2 separate regions of the Homo sapiens genome follow, and region 2 is linked to region 1. The links are chromatin loops, found by intact Hi-C in ENCODE. Cell type or tissue: natural killer cell. All regions are shown on one strand. Each heading gives the region's core, and the rest is flanking DNA. Links, peaks and the distances in the headings are about the cores only. Region 1 overlaps AXIN1 (axin 1). Region 2 overlaps MRPL28 (mitochondrial ribosomal protein L28).

Region 1 (10,752 bases), core at 1,036-9,035:
ATTTCTTTATGGTTGAAAAGAAAGGATGTTGGTTTGTTATCACTTCTGAGAAGATGCCAGCCAACCCTTGACTCAGGTTTGGCTAAAACTAGGCACTGATGGTGTCTACTTAACAAAAAGTGGCTGACACTGTAGGCTGTGTGTGGGTGCGTGCGTGTGTGCGTGCTTGTGCTGTGGAAGATCTGGGGCCCTGCCTGCCAGGCATGGCCCAAGGCTATCATGAGGTCACAGCCCAAGTCGAGGGCACCTGCACAGCCACCGGCCTCTGATTTTCAAGTCACAGGTCCTGAACGTCAAGAACCCGCGGAGCCGCTGGGATGACGGAGGCCCGAGAGACAAGACAGCTGAGCAACCACAGGCCCGGAACAGCCCTCTGTGCCCATGAGGACGGGGCTTGAGTGGGCTGAGGCCCGCGGGAGGCTTCTGTCCACAGGGGTGCCCCGATTTTGGGGTGCTGGTCAGAGTCTTCGTGTGTAGAAAGTGCATGCCACAGACTCTGGATGAGGGGGCATCAGGCAGACAACCTCCCCTCAGAAGGGTCAGGAAGGACAGAAGCTGTGGAGTGCGTTGGTGCCTGGAACGTGGACCTGGAAAGACCTCTCAGGATGCAACACAGAGAAAAGAGGATGCCTATGGCGAGTCCCTGGTGTCGTCGTCAGAACCTTCCAGAACCGAGGGAAGCACAGAGCCCTCAGGTCCTGGAGGGTCACATTTGAGTCGCCAGGAAGATGAAAGCCAACAGAGGCGGCAGGCACAGACAGGAGCAGGCCCTGCTGCGTTCCGCACCCCCAGAGGGCCCTTGTGTGGTGGGGTGGGGGCCGCAGTGTGCGTTTCTGTGTGAACAGTCTGCAGCAAACAACCTCATCGGAGGCTCTGTAGGAACCTGCATCAGGTCCATGTGGCCTGTCAGGTGGGGCTGTGGTTGGAACCTTCGGTGGGAGGTCCCTCAGCCAGAGGCCCAAGTGAGAAACCCACATCACGGGCACAGCTGCCCGGGGCCTGCTCACTGCTGCTACTGGGAAACTGGACCCGAGGATGGTGGTGAGCAGAGGCGGGGGGAGGCCCAGGAAGCCGATAAGCTAGCAGGACGTGCCGTGGTTGCACTGCCCACTTCTGCTCTGTTGAGGGCCTTGGTTTTGCAAAAGCTATGCCGTTTCTCTGGTGAGTCCATGGCTCTGCAGCAGGGACAGCAGGAGGGGAGTAGCTTAGACGCTCATAGGAGCAGAACCCTGTTGTGGCTGCACCCACGGAGGCCCAGGCTGTGTGCACCTTGTGAGACTCTTTAACACCTGCCCATCAGAGTTGGAGCAGGTTCATCCCGAAAAGCCCCCTGCCCCCACTGTCCATGGAAAAATTGTCTTCTACAAAACTGGTCCCTGGTGCCAAAAGGTTGGGGGCCGTGGCTTTACAGCATCTGGTACCAGAATGCGTGCCCTGCGGGGAGGGGCCTCTTCATCTTTAGCCTTTACAATTACTTGGAAGTTTCACGTTTTCATTTACTTGGCTTTTTCCTTTATGATATTTTTTTCTGTTCCTCTAAAGCTGGAGAGGTTGCCATTCTCTGTAAATCTGATGACTCTGACAGTTTTGCTGTTCTCAGAACCGTGGTGACGCAGCCTGCAAGGCCACCTGGAGTCTTTTTATGGAGCTCGCGTGGCGGCATGAGTGCTCCTGTTGGCCCCTCAGCCGTGCTGCTCTCTGGGCCTGATGATGGGCTTTTCATCCTGCCCTTGGTCTCTGTGGTGCTGACTGTTCAGACCATAAGCGCGTCTGTCTGCGCCTCTGGCTGTCTGCAGACACAGCAGCCGTGGTCCCTGCAGTGCTGGCAGCTCCCATTCCTGTGTGTGCCACTCCCACGTCTGCGCCTTGCCCAGCACTGGGCACGGAAAAGCCAGCATGGCCCCCCAGCCACCCAGCCTCCAGGCCCCGGGTGCAGCGGGAAAGGGTGGCTTGTTAGTTCCTTGCCATCTGTGTGGACGCCCTGCCGTCCACACACCCGGACACACCGGCCCACATCCCTGCTGGTGCCAGCCCCAGCCTTCCTCATCATCTTCCAGAAGCACTGGATGCTCCTCCTTGGCTCCGGGACAGACCCCTTCCTGGCGCTGTGCACGGCCCAGACTCCAGCAGTGACTTTTCCCAGCTCTGAGGCATCACCCAGTGTCCTGGGCGTGCCCTTGGCCCCTTCATACTCCACGTTCCTTGAAGTGAAGCCTGTGGCTCCAGGGCCAGCCTCTCTCTGAGCCTCGTCTACTGTGGAACATCTGAGCCTGGAGGAGGCCTTTTGTGTGGCCCCTGTGTCCAGTCTCACCCCATCCTTCTCAGGTTTAGATGCTGTTTCTACTCTCATTGTGTAGATGAGAAACGGGTGCACAGAGCCAGGACTGCGCCAGAGCCCACGGCGGGAGGGCAGGAAGGCCACACACACGGAGGGTCCCACCTCCCATCTGCCACCCTGCTTGCTTGTCACAGGGGAGCTGTCCCTGGCTGCATCCCTCCGCGGCTTAGACACTGGCGGCCTGGATTTTAAAACATGTTTTGCTATGAAGGATGTTATTGGAGCAGCTGGCAAAATTGGAATAAGATCTGCCACGTGATGTTATTGTATCAGGGTCAGTTTTTTTAACCATCCATATTTGTACTGTGGTTAGGTATGAGAGCGACCTTGCTTTTGTTAAATACACTCTAACTGGTTCAGAAAAGTGAGCGTGCCTGTGTGTGTGCGTGTGTGTGTACGTGTGTGTGGGTGTGTGTGCCTGCGCATGTGTGGGCATGTGTGTGTACGCATGTGCCTGCCGGTAAGGGGATGATAAAGCAGTTATGGCAGAATGTGAGCCCTTGGGGAATCTGGGTGAAGGTGGACGGGAATTCCTTGTTCTATTTTTGCAGCTGTTTTGAAGTTTGAAATTTAAAATGAAGTACCCTTGAAAGTTACACAGGGCCAGGCGTGGTGGCTCACACCGGTAATCCCAGTGCTTTGGGAGGCCTAGGTGGGAGGAGTTTGAGGCCAGCCTGGACAGCAAGACCCCCATCTCTATTTTTAAAAAAAGCTATAGGGGGGCCGGGTGCAGTGGCTCACGCCTGTAATCCCAGCACTTTGGGAGGCTGAGGCAGGCGGATCACGAGGTCAGGAGATTGAGACCATCCTGGCTAACACGGTGAAATCCTGTCTCTACTAAAAATACAAAAAAATTAGCCGGGCATGGTGGCAGGCGCCTGTAGTCCCAGCTACTCGGGAGGCTGAGGCAGGAGAATGGCGTGAACCCGGGAGGCGGAGCTTGCAGTGAGCCGAAATCGCGCCACTACACTCCAGCCTGGGTGACAGAGCGAGACCCTGTCTCAAAAACAAAAACAAAAAAAACCAAAAACAAACAAGCTATATGGTATATTACTATAAAATACATTGCAGATGTATTGTTATTATTTTGAGACAGGGTCTCACTCTTTCACCCAGGCTGCAGGGCAGTGGCATGATCTCGGCTCACTGCAGCCTTGATCTCCCAGGACTTATGCGATCCGATCCTCCCACCTCAGCCTCCCAAGTAGTCGGAACCACAGGTGCCACCACACCCGGCTAATTAAAAAAAATTTTTGTTTGTAGAGATGAGGTCTCACTTTGTTGGCCAGACTGGTCTCTTAATTTCTGGGCTCAAGTAATCTGCTCGCCTCTGCTTCCCAAAATGCTGTGACTGTAGGCGTGAGCCACCACCTGGCCTTTAGATTCTTTTAAAAAGGAAAGCCTGCCTTTCCCAGACCTCCCCTGTCCTCCAAATCCTGGGCGTCCTTCCCTGCCGTGGGGCCTCGGGGGCCTTCTGCTCACACCTTCTGCAGGCGTCTCCTCGAGTGCTTCTCTGAAGTGGGTGGGGAGCGCCGGCTGTGTGTCCTGAAGCTGCCCTGCTCAGGCCTCTTGATCTGGTAGTCGGGAGACGCTGGAAAGAAGCAGCCCTGTCTCCTGGGTCCGTGGGGAATGAAGGACAGACTGGCCGGACACGAAAAGGGGGACCGTGAGGAAGTTGATTCCCAACTGAAAGGAGGAAAAAGTAAACTCTTGCTTTAAAATACAACAAAGGCCGGGCCCGGTGGCTCACACCTGTAATCCCAGCACTTTGGGAGGCTGAGGTGGGCAGATCACCTGAGGTCAGGAGTTCGAGACCAGCCTGGCCAACATGACGAAACCCCATCCCTACTAAGAATACAAAAATTAGCCAGGCGTGGTGGCGGGCACCTGTAGTCCCAGCTACTTGGGAGACCGAGGCAGGAGAATCGCTTGAACCCGGGAAGCAGAGGTTGCAGTGAGCCAAGATCACGCCATTGCACTCCAGCCTGGGTGACAGAGCAAGAGTTTGTCTCAAAAAAATAAAATAAAATACAACAGAGATAGCACACGCTCTTTCCCTTCACAAAGAAATGTTTAGCCTGTGACCTTTCAACCCCCGTGCCTCACAGTCCTGTCCCTCGCAGCGCACGTACCGGGTGCCGAAGGAGGTCCGCGTGGAGCCTCAGAAGTTCGCGGAGGAGCTCATCCACCGCCTGGAGGCTGTGCAGCGCACGCGGGAGGCCGAGGAGAAGCTGGAGGAGCGGCTGAAGCGCGTGCGCATGGTGAGTGGGCCGCGTCGGTGTCGCGCTCCGCGTCGGTGTCGTGCTGTTTTCTTGCCGCCGGGATGTCCTGATGTTCTTCATGGGGATGCCCGGGGCTGGCCGAGGCCTGCTGACCCATGAGGCCTCCCGGCTGAGTCCCCTGTTCCCCTTTCTCTGCAGCCGAGCCCCAGCTCAAGATGGGATGTCCCAGCGGCCCCATGCCACCCTCAGAGGCCCAGAGACCCACCTTGGTCACCTGCATTGAAGGGGCCGGGGGTGACACGGCTGCCTGCTGTGTACCTGATCCTTTGTGGGTGGCAGGGCCACAAGCTGAGACTGCAGCGGGTGATCTCAACTTCTTCACCCCGTGTGGCTGGCAAGTGAGATGAGCATGTGCAGAGCAGGAAGGGCTAGTGGCGTGCAGTCGGGGGCTGCGATGCCTGAGACTTTCTGCCACCTCCTGGTCACTTTTGGTTCCTTGAGGCCATGGTGCACGGCCCTCTAGGCACTTGTGTTGTAGGACTCTTTGCTTAGTTCAGCTAAAAACAGGTCCCTTTCACATGGCCACGAAAAATTAGGCTCACAGACAATTCGAAGGGTGAGAAGGACAGAGTTTATTGGGTGAAAAGGTAAAAAGGGAAACGGGCGGGCGAGTGGCTCACACCTGTAATCCCAGCAATTTTGGGAGGCCGAGGCGGGCGGATCACCTGAGGTCAGGAGTTTGAGACCAGCCTGGCCAAAATGGTGAAACCCCATCTCTAATGAAAAATACAAAAATTAGCCGGGTTGGTGTCAGGTGCCTGTAATCCCAACTACTCAGGAGGCTGAGGCTGGAGAATCGCTTGAACCCAGGAGGCAGAGGCTTCAGTGTGCCAAGATTGCGCCACTGCCCTCCAGCCTGGATGACAAGAGTGAAACTCTACCTCAAAAAAAAAAAAAATCACTTCCCGCAAAGCCAGAGTTCTGCTAGTGTGCTTCCCGCCTCGCAGATTGAATCCCAGGTTCCACCTAGGAAGACGCGGGGCCTGGCTCCTCCCCGCTGCAAATGGTGCAGACTTCTGTGGCTCCACCCCAGTGTGCGCTCCTCCCAGTGCGCAGGCCGGCTGGAGTTTCTCTGGAGACCCCTTCCCACCTGGTCGTCTCACTTGCAAGGCTGCCTTTGCTGGCCGGGCGGGCAGTGCACACCTGTGACCCCAACACTATGGGAGGCTGAGGCGAGTGAAGCACTTGAGCCGAGGAGTTTGAGCCCAGCCTGGGCAATGTGGCAAATTCCTGTCTCTAGAAAAAATTTCAAAATTAGCTGGGCGTGGTGGCACACACCTGTGGTCCCAGGTATTCAGGAAGCTGAGGTGGGAGGATCACTTGAGCCCAGGAGGTCAGGTCTACAGTGAGCCGAGGCTGTGCCACTGCACTCCAGCCTGGGTGCCAAAAAAAAATGCCTTTGCTTTTCTCTTAGCCAGATTAATTCCTATGGGAGGTCAGTGGGCACCATCGAGTCGGGGGGTGGTCCTTCATTCTCCTTTCAATGTTCGTGAATATGAATACTTAGAAAATGTATACACTTCTGAGCGTTTCCATTCACCTGATCCTTGATGTAAAATGCAGACCTTCAGCTCTCCTCAGACCACAGGAGACCCCTCGGTACACTCACTCTTTCACCCGCTACCCGGGTGAGCTGTGCCCTGAAGCCTGGAGATGCCACCGTGAGGGTGGACGCAGGGTGCCGCTGGTGGTGCCCATCTGGGAAACCGTGCGCCGGGCACTCCATTGAGATGGCAGGCAGACCTTACATAGCTCGTTGAGCAGCTGGGATTCATGGCGGGGACCAGGTGTGGTCGCTGCAGATGGTGGAGCTCCCCATGAAGGGGTTTGTGTGGAAATGTCTCACACACAGACGTCGATTTGTTTTATCCTCAGTAAATTGTTTTGCCACCATGTGGAGCTGCATCCTCTCGTCTCCCCTGGCCGTTGGTCTGAGGGTGACCCTCATCTGGGTAGGGCACAGGTGTGGGTGGTGCCAGCTCCAGGGCTCTGCAGGTGCCAAGTTCACCTTCTCCACAGTCCCCCAAGGAAAGGACTCAGGGAATTTGTCCTCCAATATCGGGAACCTAGCCGGGGCCGCAGGGCTGGCAGGAGCAGCATCAGTGCCGCGTGGTCCCTGTGGCGGTGAGAGTGAGGCCTCGCCTTGCAGACCTGGTGGTCACTGGAGCGGCTCGCTTGCTTCCTGGGGTGGCCCTGAGGAGGCTGGCTGTGCGCACCTGAGGCCAGCGGCATTGGGGCCTGCCTGGGAGCCTTACTGGGCTGTTGTCTGAAAACCAAACATTGGGAACAGAGTTACCAAGAATATGGACATGTCCGCAGGCCACATCCGGGCCCACGGGCTGTGACGTCAGCATCATCATTTGGGTGGCAGGTGAAGGTTAGCAGCCCTTAAACAAACATGCTCACAACAGAAACGTAAGAAAGGAAGCCTTTGCTGTTTTGCTGCCGTGTTGGCCGCTGTCATTTTCTGCAGAAGCCTTTGCTGTTTTGTTGTTGTGTCGGTCGCCGGCCGCTGTAATTTTCTGTGGAACGCTTTGCTGTCATGTTGGCCGTCTGTAATTTTCTGATCTTTGCGCCTTCACCCGTTCGCAGGGTGTGCTTCTAGTAGGGCAGGTTCCCATTTTGAGTGAGACATTTTTTAAAAAAAATATTTTTGTAGAGATGGAATCTTGCTATATTACCCACACTGGTCTTGAACTCCTGGCCTCAAGTGATCCTCCTACCTCAGCTTCCCGAAGTGCTGGGATTTCAGGCACGAGCCACCGTGCCTGGCCTTAAGCAAGACATGTTAAAGGCAGGCGTAGCCACAGGTGCTGAGTGTGTGGCTCTCACCTGTGACTCTCAAGGCTTCCCCACCCCATGGAGTCCTGGCTCTGTCCCAGCAACAGGGAGCATGGCAGTGCCCACAGGTGTGTGGATCCAGCACCACCAGGGCCCAGGAGTGGTGGTCCTTCCCTAAAAGGAATAACTCCAGTTTTTTTTTTTTTTTTGCTTTGTTTTGTTTTGTTTTTTGAGGCAGAGTCTCGCTCTGTCGCCCAGGCTGGAGTGCAGTGGCACGATCTCAGCTCACTGCAAGCTCTGCCTCCCGGGTTCACGCCATTCTCCTGCCTCAGCCTCCCCAGTAGCTGGGACTACAGGCGCCCACCATCACGCCCGGCTAATTTTTTTGTATTTTTAGTAGAGACGGGGTTTCACCATGTTAGCCAGGATGGTCTCGATCTCCCGACCTTGTGATCCACCCGCCTCGGCCTCCCAAAGTGCTGGGATTACAGGCGTGAACTCCAGATTTTTTAAATAACCTATTTTCATTGTGAAATTTGGGAAATTAAAGCACAAAGAAGAAAACAAAAACCATTAGCCGAGTGGTTAAGTTAATCTGTAACATTTCACAGCCCCATGATAGAATTCCTGCCGATGTGGAGCTCGGCCAAGGCAGTGAACGGCATCAAAACTCCAAACACTTTTAGTCCCTAGGAAGACCCTCGGTTAAGATTTCTCCCCAGAGTGCCCGGGCCCTTTAGTCCTACAAAACCAAGGAAAGGGAGGCAGCATAGCTGCATCCGCCAGGGGATGCCCACCACCCACCTGTCCCCCGGCTCTGCTCCAGCATCCGTCTGTCCTCTTTAGTGCCATATTTCACCCTCAGCCCCAGTGCAGGTGCCCGCAGCCAAGCCCACACCAGCTCTGGGGCACGCCTGTTCCAGTTGCATTTGGATACTTTTGCAGGTGTGAGAGTTGGGTGCTAAACGTTGGGAGGTTTGTTTATATTAAAATATAGAGGTAGGTGGGGCACAGTGGCTCACATCTGTAATCCCAACACTTTGAGAGGCCAAGACAGAAGGATCACTTGAGGCCAGGAATTTAAGAGCAGGTTGGACAACATAGTGAGATTCCCCATCTCTACAAAAAAAAAAGAAAAAGAAAAAATTAATGGGACATGGTGGCATGCACCTGTAGTCCCAGCTACTTGGCAGGCTGAAGCAGGAGGATCGCTTGACCCCTGGAGGTTGAGGCTGCCTTGAGCTGTGATGGCACCACTGCGATTAGGTGTGGTGGCTCACACCTGTAATCCTAGCACTTTGGGAGGCCAAGGTGGGTGGATCACCTGAGGTCAGGAGTTCGAGACCAGCCTGGCAAACAGGGTGAAACCCAGTCTCTACTAAAAATACAAAAAATTTAGCTGGGCATGGTGGTGGGTGCCTGTAATCCCAGCTACCCGGGAGGCTGAGGCAGGAGAATTACTTGAACCCGGGAGGCGGAGATTGCACTACAGCCTGGGACACAAGAGTGAAACTCCGTCTCAAAAAAAAATTAAATAAATAAAAATAGGCCGGGCACGGTGGCTCACACTTGTAATCCCAGCACTTTGGGAGGCCGAGGTGGGCAGATCACGAGGTCGGGAGATCGAGACCATCCTGGCTAACACGGTGAAACTCCATCTCTACTAAAAATATAAAAAATTAGCCGGGCGTGGTGGCGGGCACCTGTAGTCCCAGCTACTGGGCAGGCTGAGGCAGGAGAATGGTGTGAACCCGGGAGACGGAGGTTGCAGTGAGCCGAGATCGTGCCACTGCACTCCAGCCTGGGTGACAGAGCGAGACTCTGTCTCAAAAAAATGAAAATAAATAGGCCGGTTGTGGTGGCTCACTCCTGTAATCCCAGCACTTTGGGAGGCCGAGGGTGGTGGATTACCTGAGGTTAGGAGTTTGAGACCAGCCTGGCCAACATGGTGAAACCCCGTCTCTACTAAAAATACAAAAAAATTAGGCAGGCATGGTGGCACACTCCTATAATCCCAGCTACTCGGTAGGCTGAGGCAGGAGGATTGCTTGAGCCCGGGAGGTGGAGGTTGCAGTGAGCCAAGATCGTGCCACTGCACTCCAGCCTGGCTGACAGAGCGACTCTGACTCTAAATAAATAAATACATACATAGATACATGGTAACTTAGTTCCCTCTCTTTCTTTTGTATTGACACCAGATTTACTCAATACTGTTTTAGTTTGTCAGTCCAATAAGATGAGAAAATAAGTATGAGATGCAACTTGGAATTAAAGTGATCAAATGTTTGCTCTGACAGATAAGCTTCAGCACCTGTTAACTTGGAGAATCAAGTGAAACTCCACCGGCTTCATGTGGAAGCTCGTCAGGCAGCATCACAACATGTACATAACCCAAGAGCCGTTCTGTACAAGGTTCTCCTTAAAATATAATGGGAGGCCGGGCGCGGCGGCTCATGCCTGTCATCCCAACACTTTGGGAGGCCGAGGTGGGTGGATCATGAGGTCAGGAGTTCGAGACCAGCCTGGCCAACATAGTGAAATCCTGTCTCTACTAAAAATACAAAAATTAGCTGGGTGTGGTGGCGCACACCTGTAGTCTCAGCTACTTGGGAGGCTGAAGGAGGAGAATCACTTGAACCCAGGAGGCAGAGGTTGCAGGGAGCCGAGATGGCACCATTGCACTCCAGCCTGGGTAACAGAGCAAGACTCTGTCTCAAAAAATATATATATATACAGGCCAAGGCAGGCAGATTGCTTGAGCTCAGGCATTCGAGACCAGCCTGGCCAATATGGTGAGAATCGCATCTGTCCCCAAAGTACAAAAAAATTAGCTGGGCGTGGTGGCACACGGCTGTGGTCTCCGCTATTCTGGAGGCTGAGGTGGGAGGATCGCTTGAGCCTAGGAGGCGGAGGCTGCAGTGAGCTGAGATCACACCACTGTTCTCCAGCCTGGGCAACAGAGCAAGAACTTGTCTCAAAAAAAGAATAAAACTAAACTAAATCTGTGCAGAGCTCTGCCCACAGCCGATACATACGCTGCATTCCTTGAGGCCTTGCTGTCTCCGCTCCTTCTGTCTATGCCCCGTCCTGCCTCTCCATCCTCAGGGACAGGACCGGTGGCGAGGGGCCCCCGGCCACCCTGGGCTGGGACGGCATCTGCTGGGGCTGCTGGGTCAGGCCTGATGCTTTTTGTTTTCCCCAAGTGTGCAGCTGGTGCTGAGAGGTGATGGTGCTGCTTGTCCCCACACAGGAGGAGGAAGGTGAGGACGGCGATCCATCGTCAGGGCCCCCAGGGCCGTGTCACAAGCTGCCTCCCGCCCCCGCTTGGCACCACTTCCCGCCCCGCTGTGT
Region 2 (9,960 bases), core at 305-8,304, 59 kb before region 1:
ACCTTCCAGCCCGGGGCCAGCTTGGCAGGGATCCCCAGGAGGCCTGGGCCGCCCAGAGGCTCCTCTCAGGCTGGGCCCCGACGTTTGCGGCAGTGTTCCTTGTGCCCGTGGGGCCGGGAGCGAGTAAAGTCTGGGCCAGGCTGTGTGTGTGTATCTTTGCTTTGAGGACTGGTGTTCTCTTTGGGGATCCTGATCCTGTCACCCCTGCCCTTGCTGCCCCTGAGACCTCGGATGAGCCGTGGGCATTGACTCTGGCTGTGCCCGTCCCCCGGTGAGCTGCAGAGAGCGAGGTTCAATTCTGTGTTTTGTGTTTTTTTTTCTTTTCTTTTTTTGAGACGGAGTCTTGCTCAGTCACCCAGGCTGGAGTGCAGTGGCACGATCTGGACTCACTACAACCTCCACCTCCAGAGTTCAAGTGATTGTCCTGTCTCAGCCTCCTGAGTAGCTGGGATTACAGGCACCCCGCTATCATGTATGGCTAATTGTATTTTAGTAGAGAAGGGGTTTCACCATGTTGGCCAGGCTGGGCTTGAACTCCTGACCTCAGGTGACCCACCTGCCTCAACCTGCCAAAGTGTTGGGATTACAGGCGTGAGCCACCTCCCCTGGCCGTATTCTGTGTCTTTCTTTCCTCTGGTAGAGGGTCTGGTGTAGCTGGGGGCATCCAGGGGTGCAGCCGGATGATGCCCATTCCCTCTCCATTGCACATTCCTGCCCTTCTCGAACATTCTTCAGAGCAGGGCAAGGGAGGCTGTGGTCTGGCTCTGCAGGTACTGGAAGGAACCAGGAGGGGCAGGCCCTCAGAGGGCCGTGCTGGTGCAGCTGCCTGAGTCAGGAGCCTCTCCCTGGTCAGCACTGTTGTGGCGAGTGGTAGAGGAGGTGGGGGCGACACGAACTTGGGGACCTGCGACCTTGGTGTCCCCTCCTGCTACCTCCACCTGACCTGCAGGGTGGAGGTTTGGCCAGCGGGAAGCCGGGCTGTGCACCCTAAGGCATTTCCCGCCCTGAGGTTTTGGGGGTACCTGACCCTCTCCCCCAACCCTTACCTGGAAATCCTGATCCTCCGGACCCATTCGGTTTTCCCAGGGAGCACAGAGGGAGGGCTCCCCCAGCTGCATGTGCAGAATGACAAGGGGGGGTTTATGTCCCCTGAGCCTAAGCCAGCCCCAGCTGGTGGCAGGATGGGGTGAACTGGAGGCAGCTGCCTGACGTGGGCCTGCTGGCTGATTGAGGGGCCCCTGGCTCCCAAGGGGGCTGTGGCAGAGTCCAGAGGGAGTCTGCAGTTGGCCCTGCTGGACTGCAGGGGAGCACGTGGCTCCCGGGGCCGCAAGGGGTCCCTGGGGTCAGGACCTGCCTGGTTCAGAGCCCTGGGAGGGCCCCCGAGGTCTCTTTCCACACCGGGCACCTCTGCCGACATGTCCTGCTGCTCCCCACACCAGTGCCTTCATGTGATGCCCCTGCTCTGTGAACGACCTTGAAAAAAATTTTAGGCCAGGCACGGTGGCTCACACCTGTAATCCGAGCACTTTGGGAGGCCGAGGCGGGTGGATCACGAGGTCAGGAGATAGAGACCATCCTGGCCAACACGGTGAAACCCCATCTCTACTAAAAATACAAAAAATTAGCTAGGCATGTTGACACATGCCTGTGATCTCAGCTACACGGGAGGCTGAGGGAGGAGAATCGCTTGAACCTGGAAGGCAGAGCTTGCAGTGAGCTGAGATTGCACCACTGTACTCCAGCTTGGGTGACAGAGCGAGACTCTGTCTCAAAAAGAAAAAAAAAAAGGCCGGGCGCAGTGGCTCACGCCTGTAATCCCAGCATTTTGGGAGGCCGAGGCGGGCGGATCACGAGGTCAGGAAATCGAGACCTAACACGGTGAAACCCCATCTCTACTAAAAATACAAAAAAGTTAGCTGGGCATGGTGGCAGGTGCCTGTAGTCCCAGCTACTCGGGAGGCTGAGGCAGGAGAATGGCATGAACCCGGGAGGTGGAGGTTACAGTGAGTGGAGATCGCACCACTGCACTCTAGCCTGGGCGACAGAGCGAGACACCGTCTCAAAAAAATAAATAAAAATCATACCGGGCACTGTGGCTTACACCTATAATCCCAGCACTTTGGGAGGCTGAGGCAGGCAGATCACCTGAGGTTAGCAGTTCAAGACTAGTCTGGACAACATAGTGAAACCCCCATCTCTACTAAATACAAAAATTTAGCCGGGTGTGGTGGCGCACACCTGTAATCCCAGCTACTTGGGAGGCTGAAGCAGGCGAATTGCTTGAACCCGGGAGGTGGAGGTTGCAGTGAGCCACGATTGCACCATTGCACTCCACCTGGGCAACAAGAGCAAAACTCTGTCTCAAAAAAAAAACACTTTATGAAAAACAGACAGTGCTCAGTCAGCTCTGTGGGGCCATGAGGCTCAGCCCAGCTGCCCACAGCATGAGTGCTGTTCCGTGCCCCAGCTCTAGCCAGAGTTGGGATGTTGTGGCCACGCCCTGCCCTGCACAGTTCCCGTGTTCAGCTGTGAACTTAAGCCAAGCCCCCTCCAGCCCCTCGGCCTGCCCCTGACTCCCTGATGGTGTGTGTGTCCAGCACCTCCCAACTCAGGCCTCGGTGGCTGCCCCTCACTCACCACCTGCTCTTTCCCACCCCAACCAAGCCCCACGGTAAGCAGGGCTCCTGCCAAGGCCTGTAGGGCTTCCTGGGTCAGACTCTGGGGGCCCCAAGAAGTTAGGGGCCAGGCTTGGCAATGGGCTGGTAGGCGCTGGCCTCGGTCCCCCTGTCGGCCATGGTGGCACGTGCTTATCAGTGTGTCCTGACTTGTGTTGACTCAGGGTTGTGGGTTTGGGACCAGGCTACCAGCTGGCCAGTGGGAGAAGCTGCATTTGGCCTCAGCAGGTTACCTCCTCTGCCAGTCACCTCGATGGAACCCATGGCTGTTTAGTCCTCCCGCAGGGGAGGCCAGGCCAGACTGAGGTGGGGTCTGGGTGTGGCCAGGGCCCTGACAACTTTCTGGTCAGAGGCCACAAAAGTCCTTGACTGAGAAAAAGGTAAGAGGCCTTCCGTAAATGCCGGACCCATCCCTCAAGACCAAACCGTGACTCAGGTCTGGGACAGACCCAGCAGCTGGATCCAGCATGCTATTCTGCCTTCTGGGTTGTGGGGAGGGGTCCCAGGGACTGTACCGGCTCCAACATGTGTGTGGGGAACTGAGAACTGAGCTGGGAGCCCGGGCAGCCAACCTGGGAATGGCTGCTGGCCACCCCTCCCCGCCCTCCCCGCCCTCCCCACGCCCACCCCGCCCTCCCCGCGCCCACCCCACCCCTTCCCTGCCCTCCCTATGCCCACCCCACCCCTTCCAGAGCCAGGCCGGGCTGGGGCCACCAGACCCTCCTTCTGCCATCCTCACCAATCACACCTGTCAGGCTCCTTCCTGAAGTGTTGGACTCCGTCTCTGAGAACGGCCAGTTCTCCCTCACTGAGGCGTGCAGACCCTCAGGCACCTGGAGTGGGAGAGGGATCTGTGCAGAGCAAGATCAACCCCACAGGAGGCAGAGCTGCCCTGGGCCGGCCTGCACCAGCCCCAGCCTCTCGGAGCCCTCAGGGGCCAGGAGTTCCCCACGCGTGTCCCAGGCTTGGCAGAGGCCATGTGTTTCCATGACAACAGTCAGCCGCGGTGTCGGGCAGAGAATGGGCTGTGGACCTGAGGGTGGACTCCGGGGTGGACCCTCACGGCTATGGGCAGGGATCCCTTGGGGGTAGAAAACTGGAGGACTGGAAGGGGTGTCAGTGACCCCATCACTCCACATAGAGACGGGGAAGCCAAGGCCAGGAAGGGTAGGGTGGAGTGGATGTGAGGCTGGCCTGAGGCACCCAGTCACAAGTCCATGTCTGACCCCTGACCCCAAGGGTCTCGCCTGCTTCCTGAGTCCTGCTCAGGTGCACAGAGCAGCAGGATAGTGGAGGGAAGGGCATGGAGAGCGGGCGGGCCCTCTGGGTCGCTTGGCAACTCTGCTCCTGTCCTGTGCCCCCGTCAGGGTGCTGGGAGCCCAAGGGAGCTGCCGGGAGACCACTGTGTGTCCCGCGGGCCTGCTTAGGGCTCCGCCTCCACCTTCAGTCCTTGGCCGCCCTCGCCCTCTCACCAGTGCCCGTCTGTAACTCCAGCCCTCTGCTGGCCCCAGGCACGGGCTGGATTGTGTGGGGCTCCCAGGCTCCCTTGAGTCCCTGTCCCTCTGACACCCACCAGCCACCCAAGCTGGAACCCTGGCCACATGGCCACACCCAGCAGCCTGGGCTCCCGTGCGGTCCTGGCTCCCTCTGCCGCAGCGCCCCGCAGCCCTCCCTAGGCGGGCTCCAGCCTTGGACCATCCTCCCTAACCACTGCCTGCTGTCCTGGGATGGTGTCCCTACCCACATCCTGTCCCCAGACAAGCTGGTAGCTCTGAGCATGGCATGGGAAGGGCTTCAAGGCCGGGTTCCATCCTGGGACAGGCGGCTCACAACCAGGCCAGTGCGAAGAAGCTTGGATCCGGACCCAGAGTCCTGGGGGAGCAGCCGCGGCCCGAGACCCCCGGCGCCCAGAGTCCTGGGGGAGCAGCCGCGGCCCGAGACCCCCGGCGCCCAGAGTCCTGGGGGAGCAGCCGCGGCCCGAGACCCCCGGCGCCCAGAGTCCTGGGGGAGCAGCCGCGGCCCGAGACCCCCGGCGCCCAGGCCCATGCCAAGCCCGGTTCCCTGGGACTGGCCCCGAAGTCGCTCTCTTGAAGGTGGATCCCCATGGACCATGCTCCAGGCTCCCCTGGATCCCGGGTCCCTCTGATGGCCTTGGTAGTGGCCTCCCTGGGCTGCAGCAGCCCAAGGCTCTCGCTTGCTCCTTGCAGTCCTGCAGCTGTTCATCACCAGATTCTGCTCATCGGGTGCTGGGCCTGGGCCAGGAAGTGGGACTCAGCTTCCCGGGCTTAGGGGAAGCCTTCGAAGGGGTCTTGGCCAGGCAGTGCTGCTGTCAGAGCGCGTGGACAAGCCAACACTGTTTCTGGCTGTCACGGGGCTGGGGGCAGGGGGTGGTTCCGGGGATGCTCAGTGCCCTGCAGTGCCCAGGATGTCCACGGGTGACGGTTGAGAAGCCTCGTCTCCAGACATACGGGAAAGCTTTGCCAGGGGCCAATGCTGGTGCGCCCTGGAGGGAAGAGGCGTTCTTGGGACGCAAGAGGGCACTGCAGCCCAGGGGAGAGCGGGTGCAGCCGCAGGTGTGTGACTGATGGCGAGACGGTCTCCTCAGTGTGGCCAAAGACCCAGAGTCCTGCCCAGTGGGAACCCAAGGTCCAGGGAGCAAGGCCTCGGGAGGGGCCTCAGGGGGCTTGTGAGACGGGACTGTGTGAGCACGTGCACGTATTCCACAGGCCGCAGCTAACGAGAGGGTGGCGGAGTGGACTGTGGGCGGAGAGAAAGCTGGCAGCCTTTGCCGTCTGAGGTGGGCGAGAGCTTGGCTCTGCCCAGTGGGGCTGGGAAGTTCTCCCTGCTCCCGCTTCCACTGCTCCCACCCTTTATTTTCCCACCAGACTGGGCCTGGCCTTCAGCCCCTGAGGCAAGCCTGACCTGAAGTCCTCCTCTCAGCAGGGGCTGCAAGGCCAGTGCTTCTGCCTCTGCTGGGGGTAAGGCAGGGCACAGAGTGGCCCCGGACAGGCCAGGAGAGGGGCAAGGACCCCACACACTGGACATGAATGAAACACACGGAAACGCTTAACAGCTGTTGTGGGGACAGCTACCATGCAGCCATGCCCACCTCGTTCCTCCAAGGGGACCCTGGCATGGGCCCACGGGCAGTGCCGCCTGCTCCCTCAGCAGTCAGGAGTGGCTCGGGGGTGGCGGTGTCTAAAGGGGCTGGTTGCCATGGCTACCATAGGGTTCTGAGGCCCGTCATCTGGTCCCTGCCTCAGCCAATCGGCGGCAGGAGCCCGAGCTGCAGCCCAGAGTCACGCTTCTGCCTCCCAGCCACACAGTGGCCAAGAGCAGGGACCTGCTTCCCAGAGTGGCTGAAAGTGCTCGGACGGACGGCCAAGCCCATCATGGCGGACAGCGGGACGGTGGGGCGTGAGCAGGCACACGGAGCCAGGCAGGTGAGGTAAGCCGGGCAGGCGGCCGGGCGGACAGGTGGACGCGCCTCCTCTGCCCATTGTTCTCGCGGCTGCGGCCCTGCCCTCGGCCCACCCCACCCTCGAGTGCAAGCCCACACGCAGCGCCCGCACCCTCACCCTCAGACCCTCTCCGGGTGTCCCGAGGAAGGGTCAGGGGAAGAGACAAAGGGAGCAGGGTGAGGCAGGATGAATCCTGACGGACCTCGGACCCCAAAACCGCCCCGGTGGGTCTTCCACGTCAGGTTTCACATGGAGGCGGCATCAAAGACCCCCGACTGATCCAGGCCGGCGTCCCGGCCGCCACTCCAAGGTTAGGAGACAAGCCATGTCAAGTCGGTGCCGTTTAAGCAGCATTTTTTCGAGGAGAAAAAAAAAAAAGAAACAGAAGCGATATAAAGAAAAAAAATGTCCACCTATGACACGGGAAGCGGCCAGCCCGATGGATCAGAAGCGCCAAATCCCATTACTCGGGACTTCAGGGACAGGCCCTGCAAGGGCAGCTGCGATTAAGAGCTTGTCAATGGACTCTCCTTTAGAGATCAAAGCGGGGCGTGCTTGTGTGTGTGTGCGTGTGCACGTGTGTGCGCGTGCACGCGTGTACGTGCAGGAGCGGACACTGTGGGGTGACAGCACAGAGGTCGTGCACCGCAGCACCACGGGGCCCATACGTCGCCGACGCGGCCACCTCCACACTGCTTGCGTCCTTGCTGCCGTGTGCGACGTGTGTGGACGCGGCTGGGGGCCTGGGCCGGGTACCTGGTCCCAACACCTGCACCCTTTCAAAGGCCTCCACCTCCTGCTAGAGGCCGTGCCTTCCCCAGGTTCTGCCCAGAGGAGCCCGCAGGGGCCGAGCTGGGTGTGAGGACAGCCGTGGCTGCGTCTCCTCCCCCCGACCACGTCCTGCTGCCCACAGAGGCCTTGAGCTCTCAGTTGGCCTGGCAGGCGCGCCCTGGGGGTTCAAAGCTCCCGTTGACACGATTGTTAGGTTATTAGGTAAACTCTGAGACGTAAATCTTTTAATCCACTGTGGCTAATCCGGTTCACTTTTGTTTGCCACGACAGACGCCGCGGCGACAAAGGGGCCTGGGGCCCAGCACACACAGTCACACGCTCAGAACTTGGCCGCGGCCTCAGGGTTCCTAGGCAGTGGAGAGAGACATCTTGGGACAGCCAAGCAGAGGGAGGCGGCGGAGGGCACAGGTGGGCGGGGGCGCAGGTGGGCCGGGGCAAAGGCAGCTGCCCGCTGGGGGCCGCACTTCCTCACCTCCCATTTAATGTCCCCTTGCCAGCTCGAGGGGGAACCGCTGGGCACTGGGGTGTGCAGGTATCGGGGCCGCTGGGGATAGTGGGCAGAAGGACAGATGAGCACCAACGGGGGGGCGGCAGCGCCCGGAGAGGCGTGTGGGATGGAGGCCGTCAGGGCAGGGAAGGGCGTTCAGGTGAGGGAACAGCAGGGACAAGGACTGTGGTCGGTGTGGCAGGGGCAGGAGTCCCCCCAACAAGGACAGGAAGCGGCCTGAGGCTGCCCAGGGAGGTGGGACGTCACCTGCTACTTCCCGAAGTCAGCGCGAGGCCCCTCGGGGCATGGCCCCTGCACTTGGATGCCACCTCTTTTTGGGAAAACAGCACTGAGGTTGGGGGAGGCCAGCAGGCCCTGCCCTGTGCTCACAATGTGCCTGGGACACCAGACCTGGTCCATGGCCAGCCGTGGGCTCCATCCCGCCACCCGGCCTGTCAGAGAGGGTCACACACGGACCTCTGGGGCTGTGAGGCCAGGTCAGGACGATCACTTTGCCCAGGGGGACACTGGCACAAGGAGGTGCCTGCTTTGCCTAGGGCTACAGGCTGGCCCAAGACAAGGATGGGCACTCAGGTCTCCTGGGAGGCAGGTGCCAGGCCAGGCCCAACAGTCCCCTGATGTCAGCAGCTCCCGAGTTGGGAAGTGGTGGCCGCCCTCCCCTCCTACTTCCCCAGCCCCTGCGGCCGGACCCTCCAGGCAGGCCTACTTGACCACATCCTGGTATCCACCTGGCCCCAGTCCCAGCCCCTGGACACCCTGGGGTCAGAACTCTTCAGAAAGGCAGTGCAGGAGGACTCCCCTCAGGACACTGGGAGGTGTGGACAGTACCCTGGGATGGAGGGGACCGCCTCTGGGCCGCCTGGCTGGCCAGGCCCCCGCCCTGTTGCCAGTGCTTTCCTGTTGGCCTTGGCGTCCTGACCCTTGACCCCTGGAGGCCAGCGGGGATGTGGGGACTGTCAGGTCTGCTGGACGGGGCTGGGCGCAGGCGACGTGGGTGACGGCAGGTCTGGGGCCTGCCCCAGGGGACAAGTATGGACCCGGAGCCAGCGGGGACCAAGCACTGTGGCCACAGCAGCCGTTTCATTTCTTTTTCTTTTTTTTTTTTTTTTTTGAGATGGAGTCTCACTCTGTTGCCCAGGCTGGAGTGCCTTGGCACAATCTTGGCTCACTGCAACCTCTGTCTCCTGGGTTCAAGTGATTCTCCTGCCCCAACCTCCCCAGTAGCCGAGATTACAGGGGCCTGCCACCATACCTGGCTAATTTTTTGCATTTTTAGTAGAGATGGGGTTTCACCACGTTGGCCAGGCTGGTCTCGAGCTCCTGACCTGAGGTGATACGCCCACCTTGGCCTCCCAAAGTGCTAAAATTACAGGCGTGAACCACTGTGCCTGGCCTAATTTTTGTATTTTTAGTAGAGACGGGGTTTCACCATGTTGGCCAGGCTGGTCTCGAACTCTTGACCTCAGGTGATCCACCCGCCTCAGCCTCCCAAAGTGCTGGGATTACAGGTGTGAGCCACCGAGCCTGGCCACACACAGCACCCGTTTCTTTGGGCCCCTGCCCCGCAGCGGCTGAGTGGTTCACCCTCCACCTCTCTGTGGGTGGGTCCTCCTGACCACAGGTGCCCAGCCAATGGTGGGTCCCGGGGGCAGAGGCCGTCAGGTCATCCATGGCCATGGTGACAGTCACACTGACCTGATATTGGAGCCAGGGCATATGAGGTAGGGCCCTGCTCCCCTTCCCCCAGGCCTCTGCCTTTTGTGGGGACCAGGATCACTCCTGGGGCATCTGCCCTGCGGAGGCAGCTTTGGCTACAGAGCTATGTGGACCACTCCAAATAGGAAGCGTGTTGCAACATAGTTGGATGACACACCTGCCCGACAGGTGTGAGGGGGAGAGGAGGAAGGACCTATCTAGGGGCACATCAGTGCTAAGGGGGCTGCCAGATGTGGAGGCCGGGGAGGCCCCAGCCCAAAGTGACACCAACAGCTGGGATGGCCCAGGAAGCCCCTGGCAGGGTGTGTCTCTCAGGAAGGTGGCAGAACCTCCATGCCAGGCCCCAGGCCACCGTGGGGCGATGTGGCTGCCATCAGCCGTGACCATCACCCTGCTGGACACACACTGCCCAGTGGTCAGTTCCACCCCTCAGGGCCTCAGCCGTGATGCCCGTCTCCTTCAGTGGGTTAACTTACACAGACCGTTCCACGGGACCATAACTGTTACATCCCTGTAGACATTCCTGAACATGCAAAGAAGAAAATGGAACTTCATGCTTCTGCTTCCACTAATAACACGTGGACTGTTTTGAGTCTTCTTGCCCTTTTTTTTTTTTTGAGATAGAGTCTCGCTCTGTCGCCCAGGCTGGAGTGCTGTGGCGCGATCTCAGCTCACTGCAACGTCCGCCTCCCGGGTTCAAGCGATTCTCCTGCCTCAGTGTCCCAAGTAGCTGGGATTACGGGCATGCGCCACCACGCCTGGCTAATTTTGTATTTTTAGTAGAGATGGGGTTTCTCCATGTTGGTCA

The links. A loop is a pair of places that touch in the nucleus more often than their neighbours do. Peaks named below come from ENCODE experiments on the same cell type or tissue, not always from the same donor. Only the 100,000 strongest peaks of a DNase experiment are listed, where the experiment ranks them.
Region 2: a loop joins it to region 1, with 11 times the contacts of the local background. A loop is called at or near these places in 8 of 110 quality-filtered maps.

The regions. Positions count from the first base shown.
Region 1 is chr16:298,151-308,902 of GRCh38, reverse strand. It overlaps AXIN1 (axin 1), which reads left to right. Exons shown (of 11, transcript NM_003502.4): 5 at 4,462-4,599; 6 at 10,652-10,752. Among named protein-coding and RNA genes, the nearest start is that of PDIA2, 20 kb to the right of the region's middle. In natural killer cell, for the core only: no CTCF peak of the experiment used is centred there; a DNase peak (open chromatin) is centred at 5,032; H3K27ac peaks cover 192 bases.
Region 2 is chr16:357,577-367,536 of GRCh38, reverse strand. MRPL28 (mitochondrial ribosomal protein L28) reads left to right here. Exons shown (of 6, transcript NM_006428.5): 6 at 1-568. Among named protein-coding and RNA genes, the nearest start is that of MRPL28, 8.0 kb to the left of the region's middle. RefSeq lists enhancers at 2,817-3,323, 3,324-3,830, 3,831-4,338, 4,967-5,814, 5,815-6,663. In natural killer cell, for the core only: a CTCF peak has its summit at 5,212 (motif pointing right); a DNase peak (open chromatin) is centred at 5,196.